3 separate regions of the Homo sapiens genome follow, and all the other regions are linked to region 3. A link is a loop called in an ENCODE intact Hi-C map of the cell type or tissue named here. Cell type or tissue: endothelial cell of umbilical vein. All regions are shown on one strand. Region 1 overlaps LOC101929380 (a long non-coding RNA gene). Region 2 overlaps LOC101929380 (a long non-coding RNA gene). Region 3 overlaps MIR4280HG (MIR4280 host gene).

Region 1 (4,000 bases), 81 kb after region 3:
CCCAGAGGGGTAACTGACCCAGCCTGGATGCTCCTGTAGGAGGTTTCTAGAGACCTTTGTTGGGAGTCTCACCCAGTCAGGAGAAACAGGATCAGGAGCCTGCTTAAAGAAGCAGTCTGGCTGCTTTTTGATAGAGCAGGTGTGCTGCATCAGGGTGACCTCCCTGGACTCTTCAGACCCAGCAGGCTGGAAAGGCTGAGGTGACTGTACTGCAGAGACATAAGCTTCCCCCCTCCCCCTGGGGGCTCCATCCTAGGGAAAGATTAGAGTTCTGTTTGTATAACTCTGGCTGGAGTTGCTGAAATTCCCACAGGGAGGCCCTGCCCCGTGAGGAGGGATGGATTCAGGTCCCACTTAAAGAAGTCTGGCCACGATCTGGCATAACAGCTGTGCTATTTTGTGGGGGACTCCTCCTTGTCTGACTACCTGGAATCCCAGGAACCAGCAGGCTAGAACAGCTGAATTGACCTAACTGCAGAAATGGTGGCAGCCCCTCCCGCTGGCAACTCGTCCATTTCAGGCAATCTCCAGCCCACTGCATTGTCGAACCTGAATTCCAAGCCAATGGGTCTTAACCTGAGAGGTGCCACGGAAGTGGGGCCCACAGAAGGATGCCGATTGGCTCCCTGGATTCAGCCTCCTTTCTAGAGGAATGTATGGATGGAACTCCCACCTTGCCAGAAATCCCCGGGCTAGAGACTGTAAAACTCCTGGGTCTCGGCCGCGCACTGTGGCTCACGCCTGTAATTCCAGCACTTTGGGAGGCCGAGGTTGGCGGATCACGAGGTCAGGAGATTGAGACCATCTTGGCCAACATGGTGAAACCCCGTCTCTACTAAAATACCGAAAAAAAAAAAATTAGCTGGGCGTGGTGGCAGCTGCCTGTAGTCCCAGCCATTCGGGAGGCTGAGGCAGGAGAATAGCTTGAACCCTGAGGGTGGAGGTTGCAGCGAGCCCAGACCGCGCCACTGCACTCCAGCCTGGTGACAGAGCAAGACTCCGTCAAAATTAAAAAATATATATATATACACATATATATGTGTATATATATAGTATATGTATATGTATATATATGTGTATATATAGTATATGTATATGTATATATATGTATATATATAGTATATGTATATGTATATATGTATATATATGTGTATATATGTATGTATATATGTGTATATATATGTATATAATATAAATAAAAATAAAAACCTGGGTCTCTATGTGAGCCTGAACGACAGCTCTGCTGAGACTCCACACAGCTCTGTGTATCGAACACAAGGCCCTGGTGGTGTGGGCTCACGAGGGGATCTCCTGATCTAGGGTTTGTAAAGATCTGTAGGAAAGCATGGTTTCCCGGGTGGAGTCAGGAAAGCATGGTTTCCCGGGTGGAGTCACGCCATCACTCACTGCTTCCCTTGGCTGGCGGTGAGGGTTTCTTTGCCTGCGTGCCGCTCCCACGTGGACCGTCACCCCACCCTGCTTTTCTCCATTTTCTGTGGGTCGAGTTGATTGCCTAGTCAGTGCCAGTGCGAGAACCTGGATATTTCAGTTGAAGACGCCAGATTTACTTGCCGTTTTCATTCTTCTCTGTGAGAGCCGTGGAACACAGCTGCTTCTTATCATCCGTCTTGGCCCCTCCCCCCAAAATATTAATATTATTCTTTTTCACCTAGCTGCCTTTTCCTTTCTGAATCAGCTGGCAAACTTCCTAACATCCTTCAAGATCCAGTTTCAAAGTCCCTTTTAACAGTGGCTCAAACCTGTAATTCCAGCACTTTGGAGGCCAAGGTGAAAGGATCACTTGCACCCAGGAGCTCAAGACCAACCTAGGGAACATAGTGAGACCCTGTCTCTAAAAGCATAAAAATTAGCCAGGCATGGTGGCACGTGCCTGTAGTCTCAACTACTCAGGAGGCTGAGGCAGGAGGATCATGTGAGCTCAGGGGGTTGAGGCTGCAGTGAGCCATGACCACACCACTGCACTCCAGCCTGGGCAACAGAGCAAGACCCTGTCTCTAAGTAAATAAATAAATAAAAATAAACAATAGAATCTCCATCTCTAGAAATTCTCCTTTATTTTGTCTATTGCCTTCTCCTGTCTGTGCTCTCCTGGAACTTTAGCGATGTCTCTAACACCTATCGTACTACACATAGAATTTATTTATATGTCTGTCTGTCCAGCTAGTCTGTGAATTCTAGCACCTAGAGCAATACCCAACTTTCAGTAAACAACAGATGTTGACTGGATGGTCTGTGACTGAATGAAGGAAATAGCGTAAGAACCTATGCTTTTCCTCAAATGCTTTACAGTATTAGTTCAGACTTGTTAGTTTATGCATATCTTTGGTGTAACTGACATAACTGTTCTTCATGAAGTCAAATAAAGCTGAAAACCTTAATATGTATCTAACAGGGAAAAAATCTATTTGGGGTTACTGGGACTGTAGAATTGTTGAGTTCCTAGGACTGAAGGTCAGAAACCACAAAGAGGTAGAGGAATGGGAAGGAAGTGACTAAGAAGGGCAGCATACTAACTGGTTAACTGTTATCATCACAGAAACCAACAGTAGCTCTGATTTACATTAAGTTGCTTCAACTCTAGGAGTAGTCTTGATTTCTTGGCAGATTTTCTTCTTAGATGACAGTGCTTGGCTTTCTGGCCCTTGACATTAGTAAGACCTTCTCCTGCTGAGTCATTTGTTGCAGTTCTCTCTGGCATCGTTCCTCTATGGATTATGTATTTCCCCTTCCTATTCATTAACATTGTTTTCTTGATAGATTCTGCAGCTATTGTCATTACAGTTGTAAGTACCCTTTGCCCTTGGAAATTACATGGTATGGTTAATGAATATTTTGGTTGAAATGTTTTTGTGTTACATTTTCTGATTTATTCTTAAAAATTATCTTAAGAATAAGAAATAAGAATAAAGAGTAAAAAATACATTTCTAAGAGCAAGGACCTTTGAAGTGCAGCTATTAATGTTAATAGACTTTATATTTACAATAAAGATCTCAACATTTTAAGTGAACAAAATTTACTGAGGGAAAAATAGAGTAATAGAAAAATCTTATTAAGGATGATTCAATAAGCCTTTCAACCAGCATATTCCTGGCATACCCCTATGTGCAAGAAACAAAGTTAAATAACAAAAATGTCCTAACTTGTACTTCTTCACAATCTACAGGAAATACTCTAATTGTAATGCAAACTAATAAGAGAAAGCATTATAGTCTATGTAATAGGTATGAATCTCACCTTACAAACTTACATGTATAATAAATATATTTATTATTTTCTGTATTCATGCTTAATTATTTTTTTGTACCAATCCCCATCTTCCAGACCAGCAGAAAATTGATTCTGGTAATTATTTGGTCTTTCTCTCTCATCCTCTTACCTGGGTGATTGGAATGGGAGAGAAAGAAGAGTGTTATTGTTCATTGTTTGCCTGTTTGCAGGACTCCATAGGATCGGGATCTGTGTCCTGCAGGAGAAACAAGAAGCTCTTAAATGGCTGCAGATGGTTTTCTCAGCCTAAGTTCCCAGTCTACTGGGAACTTAGTGGGTAGAGGGTGCCTGGCCATAGAGAGGCAGAGTCGTCAAATGTATGCAGCCCTGGTAAGATGACTTTGGCATTGCTTGGACTCACATCCTACGCACACCGTATCTGTGTGTGGTCTTGTGCAAATTTTTAAAAATTTCCTCAGCTTTAGGTTTGCATCTGTAAAGTGGAGATATGTATATTACCTACCTCACAAAGTTGTGGTGAGGACAAAACGAGCTAATTTAATATAAATTGCATAACACAATATTTGGCACATAGCAGTACTCAGGGAGAGTTAGCTGCTATCATTATCTTGCTGTTGTTGTTGTTACTGGAAACTGATACCATCATGCTCAAGGCATTACCAGAAAGAGTATATAGGTCCCCTTTGATCTTGGGATCTCCAGAGTTCTTTCTCTTCCTCCTTTCTCTAGCCAGGGAAATCTTTGTAATCT
Region 2 (4,000 bases), 130 kb after region 3:
TGGTGTAAAAAGTAAATAATCAGGCTAGAGAGTTCTCAAGTCCAATATGACTTTTTTTTTTTTTTTTTTTTTTTTTTTTTTGACAGAGTCTCGCTCTGTAGCCCAGGCTGGAGTGCAGTGGCGTGATCTCGCTCGCTGCTACCTCCACCTTCCAGCAATTCTCCTGCCTCAGCCTCCCGAGTAGCTGGGATTACAGGCACACAACACCATGCCCAACTAATTTTTGTATTTTTAGTAGAGACAGAGTTTCAACATGTTGCCAGGCTGGTCTTTAACTCCTGACCTCGTGGTCCACCCACCTCAGCCTCGCAAAGTGCTGGGATTACAAGCATGAGCCACCGTGCCCGGCCCCAATATGACTTTAAAAATATATATTTATTGAGCACAGTGGTTTTTCTTTTCAGATTCCCTGAATAATACTGGAACTCTACTTGAGATTTCTAAATTTTAAAGTTAGTAGAGGATGCTGCTGTGTTCAGCACTCTCGCATGACAGTGACCCTGAGGCAAAAGAACTTCCTCCCAGACTCTCTCACCTGCCCCTGTGCTTGCTGCTTAAACAGGTATTGTTCCCATATTTATTTCTCTGTAAGTTAAGACCTTTCCATCATTACCACGTGGGGGAAAAATCACTGACAGAATAAGCTAAAGTACTTTCCAATATGAAAAAACAACTCGATTTAGAAGGTTCATGATAAAGTAGAAGTAAATTATGAAGACTGCTTCTCTGGCTACTACTTTATTCAGACTATAAGGAGATAAGATTTTTTTTAACCTTGTTTTGTGCTAAAACATCTTAAAGAATGCTAGCCCTTAAAACAGACTATCATCTATCATCTATCAATAATGTCTATATTTCAGTGGGAAATACATTCAGAATCTAGTTTGTTCATTGTGATTCATTCCTTAATTAAATGCTATTATCTTTCCAACAACTAATGAAATATGCCCCAAGGCCTGGTGCCATCAGATGCATTTTAGAAAATTACTATTTTATACGAGCACAATTATGCCTATTTTAATTGATGGAGCTGACATTAAATCATCAGAAAAAAAATAGCTCTTTCAAAGGAACTAGTGAAAATGATGTTTGCATTATATTTCTTCAAAAAGTTATAATGTCATCAATTTTCAAATAATATTTTTTTAGTGACATTCATAAGAGACTCAGTTTCCTTCTCTGACCTTGATTTAATCATGTCAGGACAATCTGAGGCATGTCCTCCATGGTTGCACAAGATTTTGTCAAGTGGACAAGAGGTTGGGGCTAGAAGAAATCTTAGAGATCATCTAGTCCAACACCTCACTGAACAGAGAGTGAAAGTTTTAAAGATTCCCTAAAGGCCAAAAAGCCAGGATGAGGAAGATCCAGAGTTAGAGCCCAGGTTTCCTTGTTTCCAGACTAATGCTTATCCCACCTGTCATACTACATGATCATTGCACTGGTCTCCCAAATCTTTCTGTTCACAAACTAATTTATATAAGGAGAATGAGCACATCATGGTCCCCTTCAGAAAAAGTGATAGCTTCAAAGTGGAAAGCTTAAAGAAATGAATTCTAATAAATTAGACAATGTGAGATACAAACATTTGTCGAAATCCCAGACAAGAAGAGAAGCTCTTTTCTCTTTTTCTTGTCCTCTTTAAGAAACAAAAGAAAAATATATCCAAATTCTAAATGTCTTGAGTTTCAGGAAAAATGCTCTATTAATGAGTCAGACTTTCAAAATAATGTTAGCAAAGGAAGTGACCGTCAATGCGTGGGTGAGGCTTTTTTTTTAGAAGTCACACCAAAAACATAGCTCTATATGTGCAGTTCTGAAACATTCTCTCCCTGTCTATTCAGAGCTTCCTCGAATGTGCAGGCTGCCATGGACTAATTTAGCTTCATTTTGCTTTCTGCCCTCTTATTTCATGTATTCTGAGGTTCAGCCCAGGAGCGCTATTATTTTCTTTCAGTAGTCCATGTACCCTAACACTTCTGAGACTTTGATGTTGCTCTTTCATTTGCCTGGAATGTCACTTTAATCCTTCTTCTCCACTTGACAAAATCTTGTGCATCCTTCAAATGCCTGATTTACTACCACCTCCTCCTTAAAGCCTTTGCCAATCTCCTAATTTATAATTAGTGACTACATGCTATAGCACTTTTGTTGCGTCTCTTATAGAAATTAATCCAGTATACCTCATTCTGTAGAACTCTTGACTGTCTTCTCTGCTGTTATTCAGATCTAATTGAGGCCTAGGAAAATATCTGATTTTTATATGTGCTGGGGGCATGTTAAGTATCAGGAATTCCAGAGTAAACACGAAATAGCCTTTGTTTCAAGAAGCTGTCTCTAGCAGGCAACCTTAGATTGTATTCCCCTGTCGAAAGCAGACTGTGACACAGGATTTGGATATAAGTGTTTGGGAAGTGAGGAGTGAGGAAGTGACATAGTAAAGGAAGGAAAGTTGAAAAGGGTACATTAATCAGAAGCAGGCTTCTGCTATGGGCAACTGGGCCCAGTACTGCTGAGGACCCACTGAGAAACTATGGCGGACATGCCTCAGATTGTCCTTCTGAGATGAGGAAGCTGGGCCATAAATCCCTCAATTCTGCCCTCCTAGTTTGAAGGTTGCTCCTGAGAGGATTAATACAAATCACTTCTGGCCTGTCCTATACTCAGGCCAAGCATTTCTCCAAGTATCCAGAGAAGACCCTGAGGCAAAGACACAGGTCCTTGAGGCAGAAAGCTGTTGGCAAGTACTGCAACTGCCCACCCCAGCCACAGCTGACCTTCAGGGTGGGCCAGGAGGCTATAGGCAAAGCAGCAAGGATGCTGGCTACAAGGCCTTACACACTGACTGTTGAGTTTATTTAAACTAACTAAATTTAGTTTAAATAAACCTAGTTGCTACTCTTAACAAAATGTAAATTCTGAGAAAGTACTGAATTTATCCTTTTCTAAGGAATCTGAGGAGGTTTTTTTAGTATATTTTCCTTACTAAACTCTCTCTCTCTATCACTCTCTCTCTCTCTCTCTCTATATATATATATATATTTTATATATATATATAAAATACACACACACACACACACACACACACACACAGTATTTTGTTTTCTGTGAAATACTCAGTCAAGAAAAGATTTTGCTTTCTTGAGGAAATTAGATTTTCCTAATATAGACCACTCTTCAAGAGTAGCTTTAGAAAATGCTACTTGCCAGGAGTGTACTCTTTATTTTCCTTGAGGTTTTTTGGGAGTCTTTTTGTTGGTAGTGGTGTCACAGCAGAGTCTTACTCTGTTGCCCAGGCTGGAGTGCTGTGGTGCTATCCTGGCTCACTGCAACCTCCGCCTCCTGAGTACAAGCGATTTTCCTGCCTCAGCCTCTCAAGTAGCTGGGATTACAGGTGCGTGCCACCATGCCCAGCTAATTTTTGTATTTTTATTAGAGACAGAGTTTGAGCACGTTGGCCAGGCTGATCTCAAACTCCTGACCTCAAGTGATATGCCCCCCTTGGCCTCCCAAAGTGCAGGGATTACAGACGTGAGCCACCGCACTCAGCCTTTCCTTGAGATTTTATCTTTTTCACTTAAAAGTAATATCTGCCAATTATAAAAACATTCTAAAATACACAAGAAAAAATGAAAAATCAGCTAATTCATTGGTCCCACCAAATACTGACCCAGAAATATAACATAGAACAATCCTGTTTGTAGTCCTAAGCATTTGTCCTAATAAGATTATCTAGGCTGGGTGAAGTGGCTCACACTTATAATCCCAGCACTTTGAGAGGTCAAGGTGGGAGGATTGCTTGAGCCCAGGAGTTCAAGACCAGACTGGGCAACATGGCAAGACCCTAGTCACCATAAAAAAATTAGCCAGGCATGGTGGCACACACCTGCGGTCCCAGCTACTAAGTTGGCTAAGGCTGAAGGATCGCCTGAGCCTAGGAGTTCAAAGCTACAATGAGCCATGATTGTGCCACTGCACTCCAGTGTAGGCAATAGAGTGA
Region 3 (4,000 bases):
AGTTTTGTGCTAGGCAGGGAAAGAATATATCATTTATTGGTTTGTATTTGCCTGAAGAAACTCTTGGAGAACTCAAAATGAGCTAATTACAGTGGTTACCAATGTGTGAAAAAGGGACAGGAGGTAAATGAGGAAAAATATAATGAGGAAAGGGAGGCTTTGCAGACTACACATATTTACATTTTTAAAAATTTTTTAGGCCGGGTGTGGTGGCTCACACCTGTAATCCCAGCACTTTGGGAGGCCGAGGCAGGCGGATCATGAGGTCACAAGATCAAGACCATCCTGGCTAACACGGTGAAACTCCATCTCTACTGAAAATACAAAACATTAGCCAGGCGTGGTGGTGGGCGCCTGTAGTCCCAGCTACTTGGGAGACTGAGGCAGGAGAATGGCCTGAACCCAGGAGGCAGAGCTTGCAGTGAGTCGAGATCATGCCACTGCACTCCAACCTGGGCAACAGAGTGAGACTCTGTCTCAAAAAAAAAAAAAATCTGAAACATTGTATTGCCTATTCAACTGATTTAATTTAAAAATTAATTTATTTTAAAACAACTAAACTCAATAATATTAATTTAGTTCAAAAAATAGAAGCCAAACAATAAAGGTGATACCTTTGGCTATCTTTCTCCCTGTCTCAGAGTTTGAAAAATTGTAGAGATTCAGTGGAGAGGTGGTCTTCTGATTAAAGTTCTAGTATGATGCTATTTTTATGTGTCAAAACAAATTAAGTTTCCTATGATGTTTCAGGACAGGAATTATAAATTCAAAATGTTTTTTCTAAAGGATACTATAAAGGGATGAAACAATTTATGGTAAGCTGAAGCAGTGAAGATATTCCATGCAATACAAAAATATCAACTTCAAATTAGTCTGAAGATCACATATAAAGGGAAGAAAACAACTTTACCACTAAATGATCAACCGACAACATGAAGCAGAATATAATGAAATGCATAACATTTTATTATCACATCTATTTTTTGCAATTCAGAAAAACCATAAAGGATATCTTCCAAATCTGTAATTTAACACATAACACTGTAACACATTTCTAAAGCAAGTTTTAAAATGAGTCAGCCTTATAAGGCTGAGTGACATTTTGTCACAGATTTAAAGGAAAATCCTGTCTCTGTTAAGATCTTATAATACATATATAATAAAGAAACGCACAGAATAAGGTTAGACAAATTTGAGAATTTTGTTATCACCTTAACATCAGGGTGTTAATGCATATGTAACCACAAGTATTAGAACTATTTCTTCCATTATATCAGATGACAAGAAAGGTGCCTGAAAATTGTCTTATTTGTTCAGGTAAATTAAATGATGTCAGATCAATGAATGATGTGCTTATCATTATAGAATCTAGATGTTCAGTGTATCATGGGCTAAAACAACATTTGTAATGGTGTGAAAATGAAATACTTCAACATCAAAAAGATTCATTTCCCAGAGAGGACTTATTTTTATAGTTATTCTTTTTCTGTTGGACTAGCTGGCTTATGATTCTTGTCTGTGGAAAAAGAACCTGAAAAAAATAACTGTCACTGTAATTAAGCACAGCAAAGGTAGAGAAACAAAGGGAGCATTCAAAACGGATAGAGGGGTGGGGAGGGATGTCACTGGGGAACATTCTTGTGTTCGTTAGTTCACCTGAAACTAACTCTTAAAGTTGAAGAACTAAATATTGTTCTCATAGAAGCACATACTTGGTGTACAAGAAGGAATGACCACAGGATGGGGCCAAAGGCGAAGACAGTTGAAACTCAATGAGCTGAAAAACTTACTATAAAGGGAAAAAAGGAAAGGGACATTCTCAAGACATTTTACTACAGATCCTGTGGAAGTAATGCCATTTAGTCTTTATTGACTTTTCCTTAAACTTTGGCATTTTTACACTTTTTTTTAACTATTTAATTTCAGCAGGTGAGGGAAGAGCAGGAATGCCAAACTCCTGGTGTCTCCCTCAGCACAGGTCCTGCTCCATAAAGGTTTTTGGCCTTGAAAGGTCTGTGGCTCCACCCAGGGCTGCAAGGATGGATGTCAACTTTGGGCAGAACAAGAGAAACAGGCCCAGGAATGGGAAAGGGTTATGACCACTAACCCTGCTACCATATGGTCAGATATTTTTTATTCATGAAGAGAAGTTAAAAATCTATATCTCATATATTCTTGATATTTAAATGTTTTTTAAAAGTTGTTCACAGCCTGAGGGTAGCTAGTTTGCAACCCGTGTGCTTTAATAGTAGTAACAGGTAACCCTTATGCAAAACTCCCTATGCACCAGGGGTTGTTCTAAGTATTTTATATATATAACCTCATTTCAAACTCCTAATAACCACTTGAGGTAAGACCTTTTTATCCCCATATTTAAGATGAGTAAACTGAGGCACAAACAAGTCTATAGCTTGCCCCAGGTGGCACAGCTGGCAAATGGCAGAGGTAGGACTTGAACCTACAGAGTCCGCTCCAGAATTCATACTCTCAAACACAAAGATGTTTCTATAAGAAAATTTCCCCTTCAAAGAGCCAGTTATAAATATTTGTTCAATTATGGAACTAAATCAGCTAACCCTGGCCCTATGCCTACTGATGTATTTCAGGTAAATATTTTTCTGAAATTATTTTTTAAATTTTTGAGAAATTAATGAGCCATCAGTGTTTCTGAAGGGCCCAATTTGAAAGAGAAGTTATTTTGAAAAACTTAAGCTTACTATGTATTATTTTCTAGCTGTAAAACATCATTTTGAAAAAATATATATTTTTATGTTTTAGCTACCATGTGTCATTTTGCTTTTGAATAACTTTCTTATTGAAAATACTGAACTGATACCAGAAGCCAACTGAAATAATGACTTCTAAGTTTTATTTGAAGATTGAATTCACACTGTTTAAACATTTCTTTTTTTTTCTTTTTTTTTTTTTTTCTTTTTGAGACAGGGTCTCTCACTCCATCGCCCAGGCTGGGGTGCAGTGGCACAATTACGGCTCATTGTAGCCTCTGCCTCCCAGGCTCAGATGGTCCTCCTTCCTCAGCCTCCTGAGTAGCTGGTACTACAGGCATGCATAACCATCCAGCTAATTTTTGGTTTTTTTTGTAGAGACATGGTTTCTCCGTGTTGCCCAGGCTGGTCGAACTTCCGGGCTCAAGTTATCTACCAACCTCAGCCTCCCAAAGGGCTGGGATTACAAGTGTGAGCCATCACACCTGGACCATAAATACCTTTTTCAAAAACTAGGAGCTCATCTTATATTACACTTTAACTCTTCAAAATTTTGCACTTTATTATCTAATTTTATATTCTTATCAATTTAAAATTAGTCAATTTATATATGAAAAACAAAGGGGCTAGAGACTGCTTACTCCTTGTGTGAAAAATGTGGAACTGTCTGGTATGCACCGTGTGGATCTACTGGCACCTCACTATGTGTGGAAGTCCTTTCAATTTATTTGTTTCACCTGGGAAGTTTAGTAGCTACTTTGAGAAATGGAATTACCACATCATCCTTTGAGGAGAGCATAATGTAAAGTTGTCTCAAAACCTGCATTCAACTTGGCATTCAAAGTCATCAAGTCAGACTTCAACAATTCTAAGAATAACTATTAACGTCAGCATTTCTGGGCATTTTCCTTCCATTCCTAAATTGTTAAAACAGAGATCGAGATCATTATCTCAAACATGTTTATCATGAAGTTCAGATAATATGAAATACTGTATAATAATAGTATGTTGCCTCAGAGACATATTTAATTGGGGACTAAAATGTTTGCGTATATTGAGTATATTACTTTTAGTATACAGCGACAATGGCTCATATAATGAAAACGATCATCATTGTGATAGAGGGCTCTGAATAAATTCTGTTGATCTTTTCTTAATACTATACAGGCCAGGCTAGTCTCTATAATTTTTTATTTTTATTATTTTTTTTGAGACATATTTCTCACTCTGTCGCCCAGACTGGAGTGCAGTGGTGTGATCTTGGCTCACTGCAA

The links. Peaks named below come from ENCODE experiments on the same cell type or tissue, not always from the same donor. Only the 100,000 strongest peaks of a DNase experiment are listed, where the experiment ranks them.
Region 1: a loop joins it to region 3, with 5 times the contacts of the local background. A loop is called at or near these places in 5 of 110 quality-filtered maps.
Region 2: a loop joins it to region 3, with 4 times the contacts of the local background. A loop is called at or near these places in 6 of 110 quality-filtered maps.

Annotation. Positions count from the first base shown.
Region 1 is chr5:87,149,163-87,153,162 of GRCh38, forward strand. The region is part of intron 2 of LOC101929380 (a long non-coding RNA gene); the gene reads left to right. Among named protein-coding and RNA genes, the nearest start is that of MIR4280HG, 29 kb to the left of the region's middle. RefSeq lists a silencer at 2,437-2,637. In endothelial cell of umbilical vein, no CTCF peak of the experiment used is centred here; a DNase peak (open chromatin) is centred at 2,449; H3K27ac peaks cover 1,900 bases.
Region 2 is chr5:87,193,479-87,197,478 of GRCh38, forward strand. The region is part of intron 2 of LOC101929380 (a long non-coding RNA gene); the gene reads left to right. Among named protein-coding and RNA genes, the nearest start is that of LINC01949, 44 kb to the right of the region's middle. In endothelial cell of umbilical vein, no CTCF peak of the experiment used is centred here; DNase peaks (open chromatin) are centred at 1,873 and 2,353; H3K27ac peaks cover 2,092 bases.
Region 3 is chr5:87,068,437-87,072,436 of GRCh38, forward strand. The region is part of intron 1 of MIR4280HG (MIR4280 host gene); the gene reads right to left. The region is part of intron 2 of LOC105379065 (a long non-coding RNA gene); the gene reads right to left. Among named protein-coding and RNA genes, the nearest start is that of MIR4280, 45 kb to the right of the region's middle. In endothelial cell of umbilical vein, a CTCF peak has its summit at 1,739 (motif pointing right); a DNase peak (open chromatin) is centred at 1,745.